2 separate regions of the Homo sapiens genome follow, and region 1 is linked to region 2. The links are chromatin loops, found by intact Hi-C in ENCODE. Cell type or tissue: OCI-LY7. All regions are shown on one strand. Each heading gives the region's core, and the rest is flanking DNA. Links, peaks and the distances in the headings are about the cores only. Region 1 overlaps RABGAP1L (RAB GTPase activating protein 1 like). Region 2 overlaps RABGAP1L (RAB GTPase activating protein 1 like).

Evidence for each region. Peaks named below come from ENCODE experiments on the same cell type or tissue, not always from the same donor. Only the 100,000 strongest peaks of a DNase experiment are listed, where the experiment ranks them.
Region 1: a loop joins it to region 2, with 2.2 times the contacts of the local background. A loop is called at or near these places in 3 of 110 quality-filtered maps.

The regions. Positions count from the first base shown.
Region 1 is chr1:174,938,152-174,950,473 of GRCh38, forward strand. The region is part of intron 19 of RABGAP1L (RAB GTPase activating protein 1 like); the gene reads left to right. RABGAP1L-AS1 (RABGAP1L antisense RNA 1) reads right to left here. Exons shown (of 6, transcript NR_121196.1): 2 at 10,572-10,725; 3 at 7,673-7,743; 4 at 296-373. Among named protein-coding and RNA genes, the nearest start is that of RABGAP1L-AS1, 9.9 kb to the right of the region's middle. In OCI-LY7, for the core only: no CTCF peak of the experiment used is centred there; DNase peaks (open chromatin) are centred at 4,890 and 6,340; H3K4me3 peaks cover 1,423 bases; H3K27ac peaks cover 2,485 bases.
Region 2 is chr1:174,869,381-174,881,702 of GRCh38, forward strand. All of the region lies in intron 19 of RABGAP1L (RAB GTPase activating protein 1 like), which reads left to right. Among named protein-coding and RNA genes, the nearest start is that of RABGAP1L-AS1, 79 kb to the right of the region's middle. In OCI-LY7, for the core only: a CTCF peak has its summit at 5,720; DNase peaks (open chromatin) are centred at 3,311, 5,041, 6,071, 8,171 and 1 weaker place; H3K4me3 peaks cover 6,800 bases; H3K27ac peaks cover 7,324 bases.

The sequences.
Region 1 (12,322 bases), core at 1,400-9,399, 68 kb after region 2:
GTCCTTTTCAATTACTAAAGAAATACAGGTATACCTCACTACTTGAATTCAGGTGATTTGGATAGCAATACTGTATGTCTGTAGATTTCTCTGCTAAGGCTTATGTCTAGATTTTACCACATTCACCAGGCTTAGTGTTCCCACCCTGTGGGTAGCTGACATCTTCACATAGTTTCTTGTAATAAAATATAATTAAATAGTGTTTAAATGTTAAATTAGATTCTTCCTCCCTCTCTTTCCCTTTCTCCATCCATCCTCAGTTTAATTAGTTACCCAGTACTTTTTCCACACCCACCATTTGGAGGAAGTTTGTGACAGAGTGAGTTGATGAGGGTACTTTTGATTTCACTGTGTTTCCTATTGCAGTCATTCTCTGAAAAATGATCAAAGACATTGGAATTATGAAAGACAGCAACAGACTCGGCTTCAGAAGATCCCATTGAGTGTTTTTCCTTGCGCTAGTTATATAGTCAGTTTCCCCCTTGTAAATTATTACAGTGGGGGATTTATTAGGGAAAACATCATTTAAAAATTTTAACGGCCGTGATAAACTGTCATTTGCAGTTCTCAGCTGACAGTCAAACAGCTGCAATCTGTTAGTGAGCTTTTACTTTCAGCTGCCAGAGGTCTTTCAACTCCTGTTCCCCTGGAAATGAGGAGGGCTGGGCTGGACGCATAGAAGGGAAGTGAGGGTTGAAATACACATTTTCCCATACCATATTTTTCATGCCTCCCCACAGTTTCCATAGAAATGGGAACATAAATAACACCCCACCCCAGACTTTGAAGAGCAATCGTTTATGTGTAAACTGCAGTAGATGGACCTTAAAGAGGCACACAAAATAAGCTAATCTTAGGGTCTTTCCTTTACTTGTGTTTGGCCAAGCCTAATTTCAGATAGATTCTCATTTGATTTACTCTGTACTTAAAAAATGATTCGATTTTTTTAAATCAATTTTTAGAAAGTTTGATATTACCTTTTTTTCTGAAATGAGAATTATCTTGAACATACTTTGATTGATAGGTATATATCTGTTGTTTATGTGTTAAAAATCTAGCAAGCTTGGTGTTCTAACTTTCCTCTCATGTTTGTTCTATCCAAGATTAAAGAAATGAATTTTGGGCCAGGTGTAGTGGCTCATGCCTGTAATCCCAGCACTTTGGGAGACTGAGGCAGGCAAATCACTTCAGATGAGGAATTTGAGACCAGCCTGGCCAACATGGCGAAACCCCGTCTCTACTAAAAAAGTACAAAAATTAGCTGGGTGTGGTGGTGCGTGCCTGTTACCATCTACTTGGGAGGCTGAGGCAGAAGAATTGCTTGAACCCAAGAAGCGGAGGTTGCAGTAAGCTGAGATTGCGCCAGCCTGGGTGATACAGCGAGACTCTGTCTCACAAAAAAAAAAAAAAAGAAAAAAAGAAATGAGTTTTGATTTAGGGAATGCTCCAATTGCATAGTATAAAAGGTCTTCTCAAATAGTCTTATTCTTATGCATTATTTTAGAAATTGCCCCACAGAACAGAGGTAATTATTGGCTCTGTCAAACATATCAGAGAAAACTTCCAAATTTAATTGGTTATCACAATTTTCTCATTTAGGTAACAAGAATATCCTATGTTAAATGCATTTCTATGTTTTTCCACTTATCAGCTCTGTGTCATCACATATTTCCTGTAACACCCGTACTTGAGGAAAATGTATGGGCATAGTCTTTATCTGTTTCTTTTATTCCAACATTTAACTAATTAACAAATTCCATTTGAATCATGAGACAGTAAGAATATGTGTAATTGAGTAAATCTGCTTTAGGCATCTACTAAGTATTCAGCTTTATGTTAGGTTGCAGTAGATACCAACTGTAAGTAAGGCAGAATTTTTTCCTTAAGGCATCCCAATGGAGTTTGGAAAATTCATACCCCAGGAATAGCTCATAACAGCCATATGTGATTATTACATGAGTGACATAGACTGATTCCCATGACTAGGAAAACTTGTTTCCTTTCCCTTTCTACTGTCACCTTTTTCACAAAGTCCCTTTCTCCTGATTTATTTTCATAACTTCCTAAATGTCCTTTCAATTGCTACCTTTCTCCTTTTGTTTGTTTGTTTGTTTCTTTTTTTTTTTTTTCTGAGACAGGATCCTGCTCTGTCACCCAGGCTGGAATGCAGTTGCACGATCAATCATAGCTCACTGCAACCTCAAACTTATGGGCTTAAGGGATTCTTCTGCCTCAGCCTCTGGAGTAGCTGGGACTACAGGCACATACCACTGACCATGCCTGGCTAATTTTTTTTTAAAATTTTTTGTAGAGATGGGGTCTCGCTTTGTTGCCCAGGCTGGTCTTGAACTCTTGAGCTCAAGTGATCCTTTCATCTCAGCCTCCCAAAATACTAGAATCACAAGCGTGAGCCACTGCACCTAACCCTTTCTTCTTTTCTTTATCTTCCCTTCTACTTTAGCATATACATGATTTCCAGATTCATATTTGTAAAACCAGTCTTGATCCTTTTACTATTTTAAAACCTCAGTGATCTCTTCACATCATTGTGACAAGATTTTTCTTTTAAAAGACAGTTCTAACGTCAGATATTCTGCCTCATAAGCCTGGCTACCAAAACAATCCAAAAACTTTTATTATTTTAGGTTCTTTCATATTCCAAATTGCTTCTCATATCCAGAATGGATGCAAACATCTGTTAAGACCATCTGCCTGGTTTTTATTTCAGAAAATATGGTCACTGAGCTAGCAACTACCAAAATAGGTTCATGCTTTCAGCGATTGGCAGCAACCTAGACAGTCTTCATTCTGGCTTCAGTGTATTCCTTCCGGCCTGCTCTGCAGGTACCTTATGCCAGGTCATCTAGCTCCTCACCCAAACAGAACTGCTTAGCACATTCAGTAGGCCCACATTTTGTAGCTCCATGCCTTTGCTTACAGAAGTTTCCTTTAGGTATGAGGAAAGATAGAAGCAATAACAAGTTGTTCCTTCCATCTGGAACTTCTTGTCCCTCCCTATACCCCTCTCATAGCCCTATCCTACTGTAATACAATCTGTAATTTACATTAAAACACCCCAGTCTACACAGCGTGTTAGTTAGTCTACACCTTGGATGTGAGTGATTAACATTTGAAACACTGATAAGGGAATACATAGTGTAAGGGTAGTTGTTTGGCATTGGAAATACCCTAATGAGGAGATAACTACTGTAAATTTAACCTGCTTATCTTTAAATCTACACCAGAGAGTTTTCTAGTTAGCATAAAGGATGTCAGAAATAATTTCAAATTGGATTGATTAGAAATACCATACAGGTTCCTCTGGCACATGAATTGCTCATAAGATTCTGGCAAGCCAGGTAGCCTAATGCCTGCACAGTGTCACCCGAGGCAGAGCACTGTTCGGGCCTGTTGACTATCACCTAACAGAAGATGCTTCCTACCTGGTAGAAAGGTAGTGAGGAGACCTATGGCCATGCCTGTCTTCAGTCTTTGGAGGCACTGATATATACCCTCCTCCTCCCCCACCAAAACGAAACAAAACAAAACAAAACAAAACAAAACAAAACCCTGACACTTCGGAATGGTCAATAGCAAAACCTCCCTCCAGGACGATGCTTACATGCTATCTCTTCCTTAAAGTCTATCCTAAATTTCCTGATGGATTTGTGAACTCATTCTCCTCTACACCATCATAGAATGAGGCTTATATTTCTGTTATGGCATTAATAAAATTTTAAAATTTATTGTAAGTTTCTTGATGAAAGGACTGTGTCATAACTTTCTTTGTATCCCACATAGCATGTGGCATAGTGTCTTGTACACAGTAGATATTTATTATAATGAGCACATGCATGTACTTACCAATTCTGTAAGGAACAGATCCAGCTTTGGGTCATAGGGACACTGGGAGCCAATGTGTGAGTTCTTAGAGTTCCATTAATTCACTGTTCATAGTTCTAAGGGAGTCAGGAGTAATTGTCCATAACTACATGGCTCTAGTTAGCCATTAGTGCAAAGACACACTGGGACTGATGTCAACAGCAGAGGAAAGTAGTGCTGTCTATGTTGTCTTCTTTCAGAAACTCATACCTAAATGTATTTCATACTGCTGTTCGGCCAAATCTGGCTCTAGATAATAAAGAAGGACAAATATTTAGGGCAGTTATTTCTCTTGTTCTATATTTCCTAGCCAATTTGAAGCAGTATATATAACTAACCAAGTACACCAGGAGAAAAGTAAAGGAGGTGCAATTATAGCACACAGATTTAAAAAACAAAGCAAAATAAAACATTTAATGTTAGTAAGATGATAGTATAGTATAATAGTTCAAAGCAAGGATATTAAACCCAGACTGCCTGGGTTCAAATTAATCCCCACTTTACTAGCTGTGTGGCCTTGGGCAAGCTATTTAACCTTTCTGTGCCTTTGTTCTTCTTCTGTAAAATGAAGATGATAGAACAGCACCTACTTCAGAGATGTGAGGCTAAAATGAATTCATACATGTAAAGCATATAGCACTCAGTGCCTGGCACATAGGAAGTGCTGGATGTGTTTGCTGTTCCTGCAGTGATATGGTTAAATCATAGCTCCAAAGGCAGAAGTATGCTAATTTCAGTCAGTGTGCAGTCCTTCTGTCTGTGTGCTTTGCAGTTCTCCGCCTCCAACTGAGTAATCTTAATGCCTTGAAGCCCCCAAATATTGGTGCTTATACCTTTCTTGTGGAACCTGTCACATTCTACCCTAAATTATATAATTATTTGTAAGCTCCTTAAAAGCAGAAACTATCTTCTTTGTCTTCCTCTCAGCACCCAGCAGAATGATTACATAACAGCCTTGCTTACACAATAGCTCTTTGCTAACTATTTGGGGAAACTATGAACCTCTGTGAGGTTGGTCCCTGGAGGCCCTGCACCTTGGACTGGTTCCTGTGTACCTCTCGTACTCTTCAGCTAGCAATCCCTCTCCTCACTGTGCTCCAGCAACTGGCCTTAAGTCCCTTAAACATGCATCCTTTTCCAAAACTGGCTTGATGTGTGTGTGACCTGTGCAGTCACATAGGTCCTCATACTTGGTTGAATGCTCTATCACTAGCTTGAAATTCTTAGTTTTTGTGTTCAATTTTTATCTTGCACTGAGCCTGCAAATTATGTAGCCGGTCTTGCTCTTGGTCATCCTGTGCTCATTGTTCCCTGTGCCTGGAACACCCTTTCTCCCTAATCCTCACTGGCTAACCTACTCTTCAAGGCTCAGCTTCATTGTCATTCCTCAGAGAAGCAATAAAAATTAGAGCCATGTATTAGTATCCCTCCACATTTTCTTCTCCCTCAGAGCACTTAACTTACTTTGTAAATACAGTATTTATTTATATTGTGATTATTTCTTTTAAGACTTTATCCCAGGCTGGGTGCGGTGGCTCATGCCTGTAATCCCAGCACTTTGGGAGGCTGAGGTAGGCGGATCACGAGGTCAGGAGTTCGAGACCAGCCTGGCCAACATGGTGAAACCTGGTCTCTACTAAAAATACAAAATTAGCCAGATGTGGTGGCGGGCACCTGTAATCCCAGCTGCTCAGGAGGCTGAGACAGGAGAAACCCTTGAACCCAGGAGGTGGAGGTTGCAGTGAGCCGAGATCACGCCACTGCACTCCAGCCGGCGCGACAGTGCGAGACTCCATCTCAAAAAAAAAGACTTTCTCCCCACCAGACTGTAAACTCCTCCAGGGGATAGACTGTGCCTTTGTTCCAGGACGGCTTTACCTGCTACATAGTAAATAGTAAATAAATATTTGTTGAGTGAGTGAATGAATAAATCATTTTTAGAAATGCCAAGTTGTGGCCAGATGCAATGGCTCACGCCTATAATCCCAGCACTATGGAAGGCTTAGGTGGGCGGATCACTTGGGGTCAAGAGTTCAAGACCAGCCTGGCCAACATGGCGAAACCCTGTCTCTACTAAAAGTATAAAAAAATTAGCCAGGTGTGGTGGTGTGCACCTGTAATCCTAGCTACTTACTCGGGAGGCTGAGGCCGGAGAATCGCTTGAACCCAGGAGGTGGAGCTTGCAGTGAGCCAAGATTACTCCACTGCATTCCAGCCTGGGCAACAGAACAAGACTGTCTCAAAAAAAAAAAAAAAAAAAAAGCAAAGTTGTATGGATAAGCTTTTCTTCCCAAGCTAAAAAGTTGATGTATAAAAATAGCAATTCAAGGCCAGGTGTAGTGGCTTACACCTGTAATGCCAGCACTTTGGGAGGCCAAAGTGTACAGATCACTTGAGCCCAGGAGTTCAAGACCAGCTGGGGCAACACAGTGAAACCCCACCTCTACAAAGAAATCAGCCAGGCTTGGTGACTTACACCTGTGGTCCCAACTACTCAGGAGGCTGAGGTGAGAGGATTTCTTGAGCCTGGAAAGTCAAGGCTGAAGTGAGCTGTGATTGCACCACTGCACTCCAGCCTGAGCAACAGAGTGAGACCCTGTCTCAAAAAATTAAAAAAAAAAAAAAAAAAAAGTCAGTGCAATCTTCATGCAATTTAATATTGCTAGTGATGACTTTTAACCAGTTCTACTTACTGTCTTTATAGATGGATGAATACAGTAAAATTCCCCATTTTTCTTTTCCACTGTTTGTTCTTCTCATATAATCTGGTATAGTAAAGTTGAATCTCTCTAAAGTCAGATTTACTCAGGTTGTCTTATACATTAGTTTCAAATTAAATTTCTTAGAGCATAAATGTCTACAGCCTTCTGTCTCTTGTATTTTTAGCAAGCGACATGTATTTACTTTTGATCTAATTGCCAGCGACAATTGACATAAAAGTAATGCTTCAGGTTTCTTAGCATTTTATGGTGGAAAGGCCAGTACTATGATAATGAAGTTAACACTTGATAATAATAGAGAACAGTGTCCTACTTGGTTTTCCCATCATTCTTTCTCTCCTCTCTTATTGTCTGTGTTCAAATAGTTTAATTAACTCACTCTGAATGCACAGCTGTATCAGCTTTCTGTGGTCCAATTTTGGAACTATATCTGTTTATTCTACTCCCTGGAATCACACCAATACAATTCAACATGTAACCAGATTTAATGCTTGCCATCTTACTGTCTCAATTTTTAGTGCTTGGTAGTCATTCCATTACTCTCCAAATACTGTACTAAAATTTTTAAGTGATAAATTTCTAACCAAAAACTTATTTACAAATGGATTTCTACTTGAGATTTACAATGGATTTTGAGCACCTCCCCCAAAAGAAATAAAAAACATCCAACATGGTATACTAACTTGATATTATTGCTTCTTAATTTTTGCAAAGAGGAAAAGAATCAGAATTTGCATAATTTAGCCCCACATTGAGAATAATCAATACAGTGAGAGAAGAATTTTTATTGCTTAAAAGAAAAACAGGCTAAATGTCCTTTTTTTTTTTCCTTCAAGTGTAAGGAATCTGAGAAAAACAGATTTTAAAACCAATAGAAGGAATGGTTATGATCCAGCAGCAACTGCTGCATGTGGGTGAAGAAAAGAACCCAGCATTATTTGTACAAATCCATAAGGGATGCAGTGGGAACAGAAAGAAACAAGGAAGTATAGGAAATAGAGAAGAAGGGCACTCAGTGAAGATGTAGGCCTCAAAAAATGTTCCATCTAAGCACTGACTGATTCCAGTACCTTAAGGTGATCTGCTTTAAGCTATAAATCTTCTGAGTGGTTTATGCTCTCAATGCTTTTTTTTCAGAAGGCTGTGAGAGGAGGAAAAATATATTATTTTCAGTCTGCCCCCTCTTAAGACTTTATGGAATTTTAAGCAGGCTTCTCCTAGAGTTAAATTCCTGATTCAACCACCCCAGAGTCTATTTGGCTATCTGTCTCTCTCTCTCTCTCTTTTTTTTTTTTCCTAGCTTGCCCAGAAAGATTAAAGTAAAGGTATTCTTTCTTTTTCTTTTTTCTTTTTAATCTCCTACGTTATGCCTGGTAATGTGGCAGATATCTTAGGTTCATTACCTCTCAGTTATGCATTAACAGCACCTCCATCCTTGAGCTGATTAGCTCAGTTAACTGCTGCAGGCTACTGACGAGGCTTATCAAAGGTCCTAGGTTTGAGAGCTATGCATGTTGGCTAGATGACAGGCAATGTAGATGATAGTCATGTAACATAGTGTATGACTAAGGCTTTAACTTTGGTGTCAAAAAGACCTTTTGGGTAGCTGGGTGCAGGGGCATGTTCCTGTAGTCCCAGCTACTTGGGAGGTTGAGTCAGGAGGACTTCTTGAGCCCAGGAGTTCATAGCCAGCCTGGCAACATAGTGAGACCCAATCTCTTAAAACAAAAGCCTATAGGGTCTGTCATTATTATAGGGCCTGTGTGTGTTACTTAGTCTTTCTTGGTTTACTCAATTTATAAAACGGATATAGTAACACCCAGTTTCTTTGTGAGGCTTAAGAAATATAAAAAATGCTAAATGATGGCTGGGCACTGTGGCTCACGCCTGTCATCCTAGCACTTTGAGAGGCCGAGGCAGGTGGATCACCTGAGGTCAGGAGTTTGAGACCAGCCTAGCCAACATGGTAAAACCCCATCTCTACTAAAAATACAAAAATTAGCCAAGTGTGGTGGCAGGCGCTTGTAATCCCAGTTACTCGGGAGGCTGAGGCAGGAGAATCGCTTGAACTCAGTGGGCAGAGGTTGCAGTGAGCCGAGATCATGCCACTTCACTCCAGCCTGGGCAAAAGAGCGAGACTCCATCTCAAAAAAAAAAAAAAAAAATATATATATATATATATATATATGTGTGTGTGTGTGTGTGTGTGTGTGTGTGTGTGTGTGTGTATATATATGTATATATATATGTATGTATGTGTTCAGTGCTTAGGTCAGTGCTGCAGCATGCATTTTGTGCTCAATTAAAGGAGATGGTCATCGTAGTTGTTTGTGTTACCCTATTACAAAACATAAACAATTCAAGTTCTGAGTAAGAGGTTTAAGTAAATTGCTCATAAAATTATATAGCTAGTATTTGGCAGAGAAAGTTTTCAAATGCAAGCGTGTTTAATTTTTTTCTTTTTTTTTTTTTCAGACAGTTTCACTGAGCTAATTTTTGTATTTTTAGTAGAGACAGGGTTTCACCATGTTGATCAGGCTGGTCTCAAACTCTCAAACTCCTGACCTCAGGTGATCCACCTGCCTCAGCCTCCCAAAGTGCTGGGATTATGGGATTACAGGCGTGAGCTACCATGCCCAGCCAAGCCTGTTTAATTTCTTTCTTTCTTTCGTTTTTTTGTTGAGATGGAGTTTCGCTCCTGTCACCCAGGCTGGAGTACAATGCCGCGATCTTGGCTCACTGCAGCCTCAGCCTCCTGGGTTCAAGCGATTCTCCTGCCTCAGCCTCCCGAGTAGCTGGGATTATAGGCATGAGCCACTGTGCCTGGCTAATGTTTTTGTATTTTTAGTAGAGATGGGGTTCCACCATGTTGGCCAGGCTGGTCTCAAACTCCCGACCTCAGGTGACCTACTTGCCTCAGCTTCCCAAAGTGCTGGGATTACAGGTGTAAGCCACCGCACCCAGCCAGCCTGTTTAATTTCTAAACCACCTCAAATAAAGTATCAAAGAGAAACTGCTGTTCAAATAATTGTGCTCGAAGAATATGGTTTTTCTCTTCTTTAAAACTTGATTTTATTCTTATATCCAAGCTGCTTATATAAATAGATTCTTGAAATATTTTGGGACACTAAAATAGTCCTTCCTGATCTTACAAATTTCTTCTCTCCTAAAATTTATGTATAAATTGGTTGTTTGAAACTCAGAATGGATATTCCCTTAGGAAGTGGTGGTTGTGTTCTCAGGCCAATTCATAAAAGCTTCTCTAGCCTGTCTCTTCTCCCTTTCTAGTGCTTAATGTTTAGTTCAGTGGTTTTCAGATGGACAGTATATCAAAACTGCCTGAGTAGCTTTGTAAAGATAAAGGTACTTGAACAAAAAAAAAATGAGAAAGAATGAGTAAGACCTCGTGTATGATAGCGCAGCAGGATGACTATAGTCAATAATAATTAATTGTACATTTAAAAATAACTAAAAGAGTATAATTGGGCTGGGTGCAGTGGCTCACATCTGTAATCCCAGCACTTTGGGAGGCTGAGGAGGTCAGATCACTTGAGCCCAGGGTTTCAAGACCAGCCTGGTCAACATAGCGAGACCCTGTCTTTACAAAAAATACAAAAAATTAGCCAGGTATGGTGGCGGGTGCTTGTAGTCCCAGCTACAGGCTAAGAGGTGGGACTATCACTTGAGCCCAGGAGGTCGAGGCTACAGTGAGCGGCACTGCACTTCAGCCGCAGCCACAGAGCGAGACCCTGCCTCAAAAAAAAAAAAAAAAAAAAAAAGGAGTGTAACTGGATTCTTTGTAACACAAAGGATCAATGCTTGAGGGGATCGCTACCCCATTTTACCTGATTTGATTATGACACATTACATGCCAGTTTCAAACTATCTCTTGTACCCCATATATAGATTAAATTACTATGTATCCACAAATATTAAGATTAAAAAAAAGATAAAGGTGACTGATCATACCTCAGATCTTCTGAATCAGAATTTTAGGGTGAATGTGCTCGATCCATCCCAGCAGAAGCCTGAGGCAGGGGAGGCATGATGTAGTAAAGGTACTAGAAGAAGTCCTGTGTGGCTGGAGCAGAGACCGGTTGTCTTTAAACTCTTGATTGTGATCCTTGTGAATGAAAGTCATATGAGCCGATACCACCAATATATGTATATTCATTTTTAAATAAATTAGCCACCTGTACTACAATAAGCACAAATATTTTTTAAAAGATGAAATAAAAATAGTCCTTCCTGACTATTTTCATATTCTAAAAACAGAACATGAAATTCTAATAATCACCTTTTGCTTTCTGTACCTATTTGGATAGTTTTATGTACTTTCTGGGATGGACAAACCACACTTTTGCAAAATATAGGCAAAGAGAGTGAAGGGAAGGTAGATAGAGACTAGATTCTGTAGGACCAGCAGAGCCAAGTATTTCTCTATCCTAAGTGCAATAGGAAGCAATTGGAAAATGTTAGGAAGGAAAATGATGTCAGATTTGCATCCTGGAAAAAATTACTTTGGCTGCCCAATAGCAAAAAGATTTAGTACAGCAACTATGAACATGGGGAGTCCACTTTGGAATTTATGGCACTAGTTCTGATGAAAGGTGATTATGCCTTGAATTGGGCATTGCCAGTGAAGTTTAAAAGAAAAACAAGATAGATATTTTTGAGGCGTACAGTATAGAATCTAGTGATGGATTGCCTGAGCATTGGTTGGGGGAGCAGACAATGGTGACTTGTGGGTTTCTGGCTTGAGCTTCTGGATGGAAGATGAACAGTGGGAGAAGAACAAATTGGGGGTAGAAGGTGGGGTATTAGTCCAGGTTTAAATATCTTGAATGTTAACCATCCAAATGATGATAGGAAGTTCACAATTGGATATGCAGGCTAAGCTTAGTAGAAGTTCTGGGCAGAAAACTATAAATTTAGGAGTTGTCAACACATAGTACAGAAATTCCTCTACCTCCAGATATTATTTATTGATAGGAAATATCTAAAGCAGAAGTGCCAAGGAGTTCCACAAAAATATTATACAAGATTAGACTTACAGGACTGAAGATGAGGAATTAAAAATGAACAGGTAAGCAGATTCTATAAAATGCAAGTCTCCCAAAATTGCTACAGCATTGGGACCACAGCTTATACTAGAATGTGGCAAATAAAGTACAAATCAGTATTTCAGAAGCTCTCAAAGATACTTTGATGAGCATGCTACATTCTGGAGTAAGCCACAAACATTGGAAAGTGGCTCATGTCATATAAGTATTCATGAATAAAGGTCCAGGTACATGTCACAAGTGTGCACACCACTAGGATTGAGTAATTGGGAAAGCTAGACATGTCAGATGAGATTAAAACAAGTACAGCACCATAGATTGTATGTTAGTATGAATTCAGGAGGAGAATGCCTGGGAATTTGATGTCTGTAAGAAGCCTTGGAAATTATGTTAGAGTTGCAAGAGAGAAGTATGTCCTTTGTCCCCACCCCCTTAAACCATTATGTTCCTTAAGTATTAGAATACAACTAATAATCATTTACAGGCTCTAACATTCTCTGAAGGTTTCCTCCTGCACCCAAGACACATGGGGCAAAATATCATTGTTTAATATGTTCCCTCTCCTCCTAGTGCTAAAAGCTTAAAAGGAGTCAAAGTGACTTCTTTTGCTGACCACTATGAAGAGGATTAAGTGAAGCCTATAGGGCGTGTTCCTCC
Region 2 (12,322 bases), core at 1,810-9,809:
GATCTGATGGTTTTATAAGCATCTGGCATTTCCCCTGCTTTCCCTTCTCTCTCCTGCCGCCATGTGAAGAAGGTCCTTGCTTCCCCTTCACCTTCCGCCATGATTGTAAGTTTCCCAAGGCCTCTCCAGCCATGTAGAACTGTGAGTCAATTAAAACTCTTTCCTTTATGAATTACCCAGTCTTGGGGTTTTTCTTCGTAGCAGTGTGAAAACGGACTAATACAGATGAGAAAACCAAGGAGTGAGACAACTTATGTAATTTGCTCATTGTCACTGCTATAGACTGAATGTTTGTGTCCCCCCAAAATTCACATGTTGAAATACCCAAATGTGACGATATTAAGAGACGGGATCTTTGACTGGTGATTAGATCATGCGGGTTAAGTTCTCTTGAATGAGATTAGTGCCCTTATAAAAAAAACTCCAAGGAGACCCCTTCCTCATTCTACCATGTAAGGACACAGAGAGAAGACCTCTGCCTGTGACTAGAAAACACGCTCCCACCAGACACCAAATCTGCCAGCACCTTCATCTTCCACACTCCAGAAATGTGATAAATAAATTTCTGTTGTGTATAAGTTATCCAGTCTATGGTATTTTATTCTAGTAGCAGCCCAAACAGACTAAGACAGTCACATAGCCAGTGAGTGGTGGAGCCCAGTATCAAACCAGGTTATTCTAAATTCTGGAGCCCACACTTCCTTTCTCTAATGGCATAAATGGAAGCTAGAAAGGCAGGAATTTAGTAATCTTCAATGACTGGCTTTGGCCTAATTTGTTGACCTGATATTTGCAAATTACCATAGGCTAATTTAAATCTGCCTTTGTAACTTCTGCTGTGTCCAGTATCAGTTTACCACTCTGGTCATTCTAAATTATTTTTTCCCTGTAAAAAATTATTTCACTTTGCCTATCTAAATTCAATCCATCTTTTCCATGAAGGCTTCCCCATCTGCAGAGGGACTTCATTCTATTACAGTCCTATATCACTAATTATTGTATTACATGACAGACATAGCTTTTTTTATAGTCTGTAACCTATGTATGTGTGTGAAGGAGACATCAGTGTTTGAGAAACAGCAGTGTTTGGCACATGGCTAATTCTGGTATATGTTTGCCTACTTCCTTATCCTTTAGCTTGCACACTAGAAACAGACACACCTGTTTTTTAATCCTAGCAGCTCTATTTCTAGCTGTAGGTATCGAGTCAAATCACAAAACTTCTCCATATTTTAATTATCTACAAAAAAGGAATAATTATGGTATCTAGTTTATTGATTTACAGTGAAGATGAAATGAGATTTTGTGTTTAGGACATAGTGAATACTTATTAAATATTAGCTGCCACTATTATAACTTCTTTTTTTTTTTTTTTGAGATGGAGTCTCGCTCTGTTGCCCAGGCTGGAGTGCAGTGGTGCGATCTTAGCTTACTGCAAGCTCCACCTTCCAGGCTCACGCCATTCTCCTGCCTCAGCCTCCTGAGTAGCTGGGACTACAGGCGCCTGCCACAACACCCGGCTAATTTTTTTTATATTTTTAGTAGAGATGGGGTTTCACCGTGTTAGCCAGGATGGTCTCGATCTCCTGACCTCGTGATCCACCCACCTCGGCCTCCCAAAGTGCTGGGATTACAGGCATGAGCCACCACGCCCGGCCTATTATAACATTTTTAGTAAATATTCATTGTTATAGATTATTTGTATTACTAGATTACAAAATCTGTAATCCCCCTTATGCACATTATAAGCATTTAGTAAATGTTGAGTTTTTTGTTTGTTTGTTTGTTTGTTTTTTGTTTTGAAACAGAGTCTTGCTGTGTCACCTAGGCTGGAGTGCAGTGGCGCGATCTCAGCTGATTCTCCTGCCTCAGGCTGCTGAGTAGCTGGGATTACAGGCATATGCCACCACGCCTAGATAATTTTTATACTTTTAGTAGGGACGGGGTTTCACCACGTTGGCCAAGCTGGTCTCGAACTCCTGACAGCGTGATCTGCCTGCCTTGGCCTCCCAAAGTGCTGAGATTACAGGCATGAGCCACCACACCTGGCCTGAGTTGCTTTTTTAAAATAAATAAAGATTTAATTCACATACCATCAAACTTGTCAAGTTTTAACTGCAGGTTTTAACTGCAGGATTTAACCAAGTGCCCTGCTGTAAACTGCCAGTATATAACATAATGCAGGCATGTGAGGTCCCATTGGAAAGGGAGTTATCCAGGCTGGGAGAAAAACTTGAGAGAAATGGGCACTTGCATGAAATCCTATTGCTGTTCCCTAAACCTACCCTCTGATCTTATGAAAAAACGAATATCATGTGAAATGATTTCATTTCATTTGATTGTTAGTGAAATGTTTTAAATAATTATTTGAATGCTTTAGAAATTAATGTATCGTTATTTGTAATTAGAATTCAGTTGTGCACTCTGCTCAAAATGAGACAAAGTGAAGCATTACTCATGTTTTCAGGTAAGTATGAAACTCTTCATTTTGAGTGATAACAAATATCGGTGAATGCTTACAAGCACTTGAAACATTTACTTTTGGTTAGGTAAAATTTAATGTGAATGTGATGGCGGTGGATTTTAGTTTCAAATGAGGTAAAAAGCTGAATTGTTAAAGAGTTGCATCTATTCTTTCATAGTCTGGAATCTACCTCACCCTCATTCTTTGTGGTGAGTTGCAAATGAGGCAGCAAGATACCCAGCATACCTGTTAAGCAAGTATTTATGTCCCACTGGTTTTTCTTTTTTTAGTTTAATGCTAGGTTTTTTTTTTCTTTTTTTGAACAATCTGTTTTCTGAGGTTTTGAATTTTCCTAGCAACTGCTAGGAGAGATAGGAAGGATAATGAGCTGAATGGCTGGTATTCAACACAAGAATAATGGTGTTCTTTATTTACCTTTGCATAATTTTAAAGAGAACAAGTTTACTTATCTTTTACTTGTTCTTTTCCCATTGTAAAAACTCAGTAGGTGTTACTAGACTATTCTGAAATACAAATTCTGAAAAGCTTTCTTCTGATATTTCTATGGTTTCTCATTCATATTTTCTCTTTTGTTACCTCACTTAGAGCACATGGGCTTTGTAATGTACACTGCTAAGAGTAGATAGAAACCTGCTTGGAATATTGATTTTCTGTAATTAAGAATGTATTTATAGAATTTTATCTTTCTTATAGTTCTATTTTTTTTTTTTTTAAGAGGCAGCATCTTATTCTGTCACCCAGGCTGGAGTGTAGTGGCACAATTGCAGTTCACTGTAGCCTGAACCTCCTGGGTTCCCCGCAAATAGCTGAGACTACAGGAACTTGCTACCATGCCTGGCTGATTTTTCAATTTTTTGTAAAGATGTAGTCTCACTATGTTGCCCAGGCTGGTTTTATAATACTGGGCTCAAGCAGTCCTCCTCCCTCAGCCTCCCGGGATTATGAGTGTGAGCCACCACAACCAGCCTTTCTTATAGTTATTTATCTCACTGTGAACACTGTGAACATTTTGTCATTTTGGAGATCCTTAACATTGAGTCATGTATACTTTGTGAATGTTTGCATAGAGTTACCTAGGAACATCTGGAAGAATGTTCATGAAAGATTAGAGGAGGGCCAGTCATGCAGGAGGAACAGTTTCTCCAGGGTGCTACCCATCTATATGGGGGTTGCAGAAGACCTTTCTGCCCTCTAAACCATATTTCCTTTTTTTATTTCTTTGAGACAGAGTTTTGCTCTGTCGCCCAGGCTGGAGTGCAGTGGTGCAATCTCGGCTCACTGCAACCTCTGCCTCCTGGGTTCAAGCGATTCTCCTGCCTCAGCCTCCAGGGTAGCTGGGACTACAGGCACACACCACCATGCCCGGCTAATTTTTTTGTATTTTTATTAGAGACGGGGTTTCACCATGTTGGCCAGGCTGGTCTCCAACTCCTGACCTCGTGATCCACCCGCCTCGGCCTCCAAAAGTGCTGGGATTACAGGCATGAGCCACCGTGCCTGGCCTAAGCCATATTTCTCTTGTAGTTGTTTTGTCTTTCTTTCTGTCTGATCTTGATTTTATGGGTGACGTGATGAGAATATTCAACAAGTAGAATATGAGATATAGGAAAAAGGTCTTGACTGCTACTCTCCTGAGTTGAGATAATTTTTTTTTTTTTTTTTTCCGAGATGGAATTCTCCCTCTGTCGCCCAGGCTGGAGTGCAGTGGCACAATCTTGGCTCACTGCAACCCCTGCCTCCCGGGTTCAAGTGATTCTGCTTCAGCCTCCTGAGTAGCTGGGTCTACAGGCGCGCGCCACCACGCCTGGCTAATTTTTGTATTTTTAGTAGAGGTGGGGTTTCACCATATTGGCCAGGCTGGTCTCGAACTCCTGACCTTGTGATCCACGCACCTCGTCCTCCTAAAGTGCTGGGATTACAGGTGTGAGCCACTGCGCCCGGTGAGGTGAGATAATTTTTATACTTGCTGCTTTGACTGATGTATAAAAAAATGCTACTCCCATAATGCAACTACTTTGCTGCATTGGAGAGAACACAATAGAAAAATAGCCACTTCTTATTCAAGCTTTTCTTGATTTTTGTTTCGGCTGTCTCTAAATTTGACACTTGAGAATAGATGGTTTATTTGACTCATAGTATGACCCAGGTATGCTTTTGTTAAAAAGAACAGTTCTAGGAGGATGACTGTTGGGACAAAATTAGCTACTAGTATGGAATACTCTTTCAGTGTAAAATCTCAGAACAACATTTAAAAATCATTGGAGATATTTTATTCATAAACATTTTCTTAATAAGATCCAGAAAGGGTTTATAAACCTAATAAACCTATTCGATAGGTTCTATCAAATAAACCTATTTCTATCAAATAAACCTATTTGATATCTTCTATCAAATAAACCTATTTGATAGGAGGAAATAGGAATAGGACACATTGCTTTTGACTTTCTATACCCATGTGGAAACCAGGAATCTATTCTCTCCCTCTCAATTTACATGACCATGAGGAAACTGAAACCTAGCGAAGTTAAATGACTTGCCCGGGGACGGACAGCTAGCTAGTTCCTGCTTGAACTGAGGACCATCTATTTGGTTACCGGGAGTGTGGCTGGTTTCTGTTGCCTGTTTTGATACTCTTCTCCTGGTAAGTTTTAGCTTCAAATGGTATTGTCCACACCACAGCCCTTGATCTCAGGTAATTCTCCACACCACTGCCTTTTTTTTTTTTTTTTTTTTTTTTTCCAATGCAGTTGCGTGGTGTGAAGGCGATAACTGCAGACACTCAGGTGTAAACAACCCAGGGAATCAATGGGTTGGGGGGATGGTAAAACAGGAGTTCGTAGACAGGACTGTGTACAATAGCTTCTGAAGTTTTGGAGGGTATTGGTGTAGCTGTTATTTCTGAGACCGGAGAAAATGACGGTAGAGTGACAGTTTCTCTAATCATCAGTTTTCAAAGAGTATGTTTTTCGTTGGAACCACAAATATAGTACACTTAATAAGGGGAAACGAAACCTTGAATTTTTCCTTCCCAGACTCTGAAAAGTAAAGTAAACTTTAAGGAACATTTTAAGGGTGACAAAAGGTGAAGATTGCAAATCAAACTTAGAGTGTCCCTGCTCAAGAAAATCTGTGCACTGCAGCTACAATAGAGGACCACTTGGGTTTAGAAATGACATGTTATTAATAATTCTAGTCACTGTGGCTAATTAGAACAATCTGTTGAAGGTTATAAATTATAGAAGCTTTTTAAAACATTTATCTAAGAACCTGTGTAGAATTCTAAAAGGACTGAATTATTTGAAGTTATTAGTTTCTGTGTATGTAAACTTAAACTATTTTTAAAGCCTTTGATTATTTTTCTAAAAATGTTTTTGCATGCTTATAGCCTGATGCCGTAAATGTTTTATGAGTTTAATGTACAGCACCTCTAGGTGCTATTTAAAATTGTTTTTTCTGGTCCTTTTCTTTTGGGTTATAAGGGTTCTTCGTAACCAAGAAGATTACCTATGGTTACGCTGAATGCACTCTCCCAGGGTGCATAGGCGCTGCTGAACTGCGGTTATAACTCTTGTTTGCCCCTGGGTGGTTGCCAGCAGGGAGTAAGGCATTGTGGGAAGTACTTTCTTTACCTTCCACAACAGGTGTCTTTGTCAGTGCACCTTATTCAGATATCCATGTGTGGAAGCTCTGAGTCACTGAATAGCAAAGAAAAATATGAAAGCAAGAGGAATTGCTTTCACATCTAGAAAATGTTGCAAGATAATCTGAAATCTTCTGGTGCTGGTGAATGCATGAAGAGGTTCACAGTATCTTTTAAAGTACTTCTGAAAAGATAAGGAGTTTAAAAGGTATGAACTGCCTGGACACCTTATAATGCCTTGTCTCCTGATTATCATTTAATTTTTACCTGGTTAGTCAGAGTCAGGATAAATGTGCAGGAAAAAAATGTTAACGAAAATAATGCTTAACAGACAAAGCAGCACTGTAGAACAAAAATGAAGTAAAAATGCTTTACTGACTCCAACAAGGGTCAAACACAGTTTGAAGCTGTTTTAATCTTGTGGATTTATTTAAAATATTGCATTTTTTTGTTTAAATAAGCTTATTAGATTTGCTTGTTTCCTAGCAATCAGGTGCTTTTCCCTCCTTCCTTGTGCTCGCTCTTATAAGCTAGAATGCTATAGCAGTTGTAAAACTCTACTAATTACATTTAAATGGGACAAGGTGTTATACAAGTAATCATGTTAATGTAGATGAAAAAAATACTTTTGGAAAACATGGGAAAATAACACTATAGATCTCATTCTGAGTTTTGTTTTCTGAAAAGCAAACAAATTTAGGTAACATAATCCTGCTATTGGTAATGAAGACTAAACATTTCAACTGGTTGAAATGTTTTATTTCAACTTATTTCTTTTGATTTTAGACGAACTTGCCAAATTAATTTCTAGTTCTAACAAAGAATATTTCTCATAGTAAGTACTGCAGTGTCATGATCTAGAAAAAGCAGGGAAGATACTAGCTTAATTAGGAATATTGAAAAACAACTTCAGAGAAGCCTTATCTGTCTTCCCCTTATTTTTATTTGCTTAATCCTTTTTCCATGAAATTAGTATACATTATATTTCCTGATCAAGCAACTTTGTAATGGTGATTATGGGCAACTTTCAAACTTTTCATCTGGAAATATGGCAGTTCATTTATGGTCTCCAGCTGTAATTTAAAAAGCACTACTGGTGGTTAAGCTACCAACAGTTAATGGCTATCTACTGATTTGAATAATTAAAAGAAACCCCTAGCCTTAAAGATAAAAGATGAAGAGAACTTTTATCTATGGGAGCAAAACAACCAGTTTATAAATGAGACTCTTGTATTGCTTTCTGAATAACAACACAAAACTATGCTTAAAATACTTATTTTTTTTAGTAGGAAAAGGGAGTAATGATTATTAATTGATATCGCTGTCCCTGTTTCATTTTTATGTTTTGGCATTTTTTTCTTTAACAGAAATACTCAGAGGGGAAAATTTTTTTTTTCAGACTTCAGGAGATCACTTGTACTATGAATTCTTTAAATTCTGAGAAATTAAAATGGTTTTCATCTGTTTATTTTCTAAGATTACGAAAAAATAAGCGTTAAGAACACTAAGAAAATTTACTTCTTCTCCAAGAACAATCTTCATGTAATAATACTGCAGTAAGAAGATGAGCTATTATGAAAATTTTTAATTACCAAGAACATAACACAAATCAGTTTTTTTTGTTGTTGTTATTGCTATAGGATATTTCTAGTTAGGAAACTTTATTTCTTTTTTGAAGTTTAAAGGTTTCCAAAAATTGAATTTTCCAGCTTCTCTGTTATAAATGCAGAAGGTGTTTATAGTGTATACTTCCTGCATAGATAAGAAACCTCTTTTAGTTTCCTACTGGGGGTGAATTGCTAGCCAAGCCTGTGATAGCAGCCGCTTTTTTTTTCTTTCTCTTTCTTTCTTTCTGGATTTTTGACACTCCACCCCCTCGAACTCAGGTGGGTGTGTACACTGGCACTGAGCTGCAGTAGGATTTTTCCTTGGATAGTCTGGTCTGGAGCTGGGACAGCAGCTGCTGCTGTGGAAAGGCCAGCTGGCAAGATGATGGAAGAAATCTCCATTATGGTAGCCTATGACGCCCATGTTTTCAGCCAGCTGCACGATGAAGACTTCCTCACTAGTCTGGTGGCCATCAGCAAGCCCAGGTCTATGGTAGGTGGTGCCTTGCACACTACTCTGGTTCTGTATTTTCTTTTCTAACATGATATCTATACTCCTGTAGCAACTGAGGCATAACTTGCTGTTGGCTTTGTGTTATGTCTACAGGTTTTCAAAGATTTATTTACATAATTAAACACTCATATAACAGTAGCACACTTAAAATGTTAGGCTGATGCTTTCATATATAATGAGGTTGAGAGGAATTTTAGAGTGCCAAATATCACTTTGTCTTAAGTTTCTGCCTTGTAAATATGTATATAATTATCAGGTAGGGGCTAGTTATATTTACATAGCATACAATTGAGGCTCATAGAAGTGTAACGTTTCTACCAGTGAGTAATAACATCATCTGAGAATTGAGCTACCTAAACATCAGGTAACTTTCAGGGTCTTAAATTATTACTAAGAAGAACTATTAGGAAAATAACAGTACAATTTTAGTTTGGCTTTAATATTTGTAAAAAAAATTTGCCATTCTCTCAGGATCTTAGTGTGTGTGCATGTCCTGGCATAATCAAAAACGGAAGTTCTTGCAAGTGTTTATTGTTTCTTCTCTTAGATGTCATCATTATAATGGCTATTGAGTTTAAGATATCAACGATCTATACCTCTGAAACCAACTTTTTTTTGAGATGGAGTTTCGCTCCTATTGCCCAGGTTGGAGTGCAATGGCATGTTCTTGGCTCACCGCAGCCGTTGCCTCCTGGGTTCAAGCAACTCTCCTGTCTCAGCCTCCCTAGTAGCTGGGATTACAGGCATGCGCCACCATGCCTGGCTAATTTTGTATTTTTAGTAGAGATGGGGTTTCTCCATGTTGGTCAGGCTGGTCTCAAACTCCTGACCTCAGGTGATCCGCCTGCCTCACCTCCCAAAGTGCTGGGATTACAGGCATAAGCCACCACGCCCGGCCCCCAAAATCAACTTTTTAACTACAATTGTAGTAACTTCTTATTATATTTAATATGACTCATCACAAACAACAGAATGAAAGAGTATATCATAACATTTAAACCTAACTAATATGAAGACCTACTTCTCTATTTTAAGGCACAGGAACCTTAAAAACATGGCTATTTCTTGAAACAACAAATTACAAAAAATAAAAATAAAAAAATAAAGGAGAAAGCTATAGATTGATTTTAAAAGACTTAAGGGTTATATCAACCAGATGCAATAAATCAACGTTGTTTAAATGCTAATTTGAACAAAGTATAAAAAGAACTGTAAGATAATTGAGAAAAATTTGAATTTGACCACTCATTAGGTATTTAATAATGATATTAAGAGAATTATGTAATTTTTTGTGCATTGTTTTTTTTTTTTTTTTTTTTTTTTTGACATGGAGTCTCCCTCTTGTTGCCCAAGCTGGAGTACAGTGACACGATTTCAGCTCACTGCAACCTCCGCCTTCTCAGGTTCAAGTGATTCTCCTGCCTCAGCCTCCTGAGTAGCTGGGACTACAGGCACCTGCCAACACGCCTGGCTGTTTTTTTTTTTTTTTTTTAAGATGGAGTCTCGCTCTGTTTCCCAGGCTGGAGTGCAATGGCACGATCTCAGATCACTGCAACCTCCGCCTCCCATGTTCAAGTGATTCTCCTGCTTCAGCCTCCCAAGTAGCTGGGACTACAGGTGCACACCACCATGCCCAGCTAATTTTTGTATTTTAGTAGAGACAGGGTTTCACCATGTTGGCCAGGGTGGGCTCAAGCTCTTGATCTTGTGATCTACCCGCCTCGGCCTCCCAAAGTGCTGGGATTACAGGCGTGAGTCACGGTGCACAGCCTTTTTTTTTGTATTTTTAGTAGAGACGGTATTTCATCATGTTGGCCAGGATGGTCTCAAACTTCTGACCTCATGATCCACCCACCTTGGCCTCCCAAAGTGCTGGGATTGCAGGTGTGAGCCACTGCACCCGGCTGATACTATGATTTTTTTAAATGGTCATTTAGAGATATATATTGAATAGTTTTGGATGAAATGTCTGCAGAGATTCAAAATGAACCAGTAGATTATGTGTTGATAATTATTGAAACTGGGTGATAAGTATTAATACATAGTGATTCATTATATTCTCTCCACTTTTGTAGAGATGCAGTTTAAAAGAATCAGCTGGAAGACAAAAAAAAGCAAAAAGATTTGCAAAAAGCAAAACAGATATAAAACTGTAATATAATCAATAAAACTGTAATATACTCAGCCAGGTGTGGTGGACCACTCCTGTAGTCCCAGCACTTCGGGAGGCTGAAGCAGGCAGATCACTTGAGGCCAGGAGTTCAAGACCAACCTGGCCAACATGGTGAAACCTTGTCTCTACTAAAAATAACAAAGATCAGCCAGGCATAGTGGCGCATGCCCATAATCTCAGCTACTCAGGAGACTGAGGCATGAGAAATGCTTGAACCCAGGAGGTGGATGTCACGGTGAGCTGAGACAGAGCAAGACTCTGTCTCAAAAAAAAAAAAAGGAAAAAAAAACACCATAATATCTTTCTGGAAGTGTTAATAGAGAAACATCTGACCTGTTGCATGCTTTCCTTGTATAATATACATAATTTATGTTTTTATAATTACATATATTATATGAAGATTATTGCCAACCCCCTAGTTAACTACAATATACACTATAACTGAATCAGGATAGGATAATCCACGGTTGTAGATAATCTTTAAATTTTATTTTAGTCATTGATTTTACAATATTCCAACATGAAAGCTTATCCAGAGAATTCAGAATATGGCCACGTGCTGTGACTCATGCCTGTAATCTCAACACTTTGGGAGGCCAATGCAAGAGGAAGAGGATTCCTTGAACCCAGGAATTCAAGACCAGCGTAGGCAACATAGAGAGACCTCATCTCTACAGAAAAAAAAAAGAGGATCTTGAGAGGACCATCATAAATAAACAGAATTCTCTTTTTTTTTCTTTTCTTTCTTTCCTTCTTTCTCCCTCCCTCCCTCCCTCTCTTCCTTCCTCCCTGCCTCTCTTCCTTTTTTGAGACAAGGTCTCACCATGTCACCAAGGCCTGAGTGCAGTGGTGTGATCATAGCTCACTGCAGCCTCAAAGTCCTGGGCTCAAGCAGTCTTCCCACCTCAGCCTCTCCTGAGTAGCTGGGACTACAAGTGCACATCACTGCCCCCGGCTAATTTTTTTTTAAAGAGGTAGGGTCTTGCTATGTTGCCCAAGCTGGTTTTGAACTCTTGGGCTCCAGCAATCCTCCCACCTCAGCCTCCCAGAGTGGTGGGATTACATGTATGAACCATCACACCCAGCCAAGAGCCTCTTAAGAGGTCTGAGCTGAGTCTTCAAAAACTAACAGGAGTTTTCTAGGCCAAAGGAGAAAAGAAACAAATACAGAGATGTGAAGCAGCAGAGTATAGAGGACAGTGATGGCTGAAGAGGTGGACAGTGACCAAGTCATAGGGAACATCCTATGCTCAATAAGTATAGGACGTTGTGTGTTTGTATGTGTATGGACGCAGGCACATAAGAGACTGGGAGGGAGAAAAAAATGAATGAATTAATATAAATGTGCTTATCAGGAAACACTCTTCCATTTGTAGATTGTGTGTATATTATGGCTCAATGCAACCCTAGCTGCACCAAAGGGAATTCCCACTCCTAACCCTGTAGCTCATTTTTAAATAGAATTTGTTGACTAATATGGAAAAGCCTTGGAGTTCTGATAGAAACACATAATATTGTTTTATATATCAAACTTTTAAATAATGCAGATCTTGGGGTATTATAAAACTTTCTGAAGATATTTAGTTTTATCAGATTTGAAATTTAAAATCGTCTTTTGGAGGTAATATTTGGGTTTGGTTCATCTGGAAAAGTTATTCTAAAATTGTGCAAGATAAAAATATATATCATTTGCTTTTTTTTTTTTTTTTTTTTTTTTAAATATGGAGTCTCGCTCTGTCACCTAGGCTGGAGTACAGTGGCACGATTTGGGATCATTGCAACCTTCGCCTCCTGGGTTCAAGCAATTCTTCTGCTTAAGCCTCCCCAATAGCTAGGATTGCAGGTGCTAGCCACCATGCCCAGCTAATTTTTGTATTTTTAGTGGAGACAGGATTTCACTATG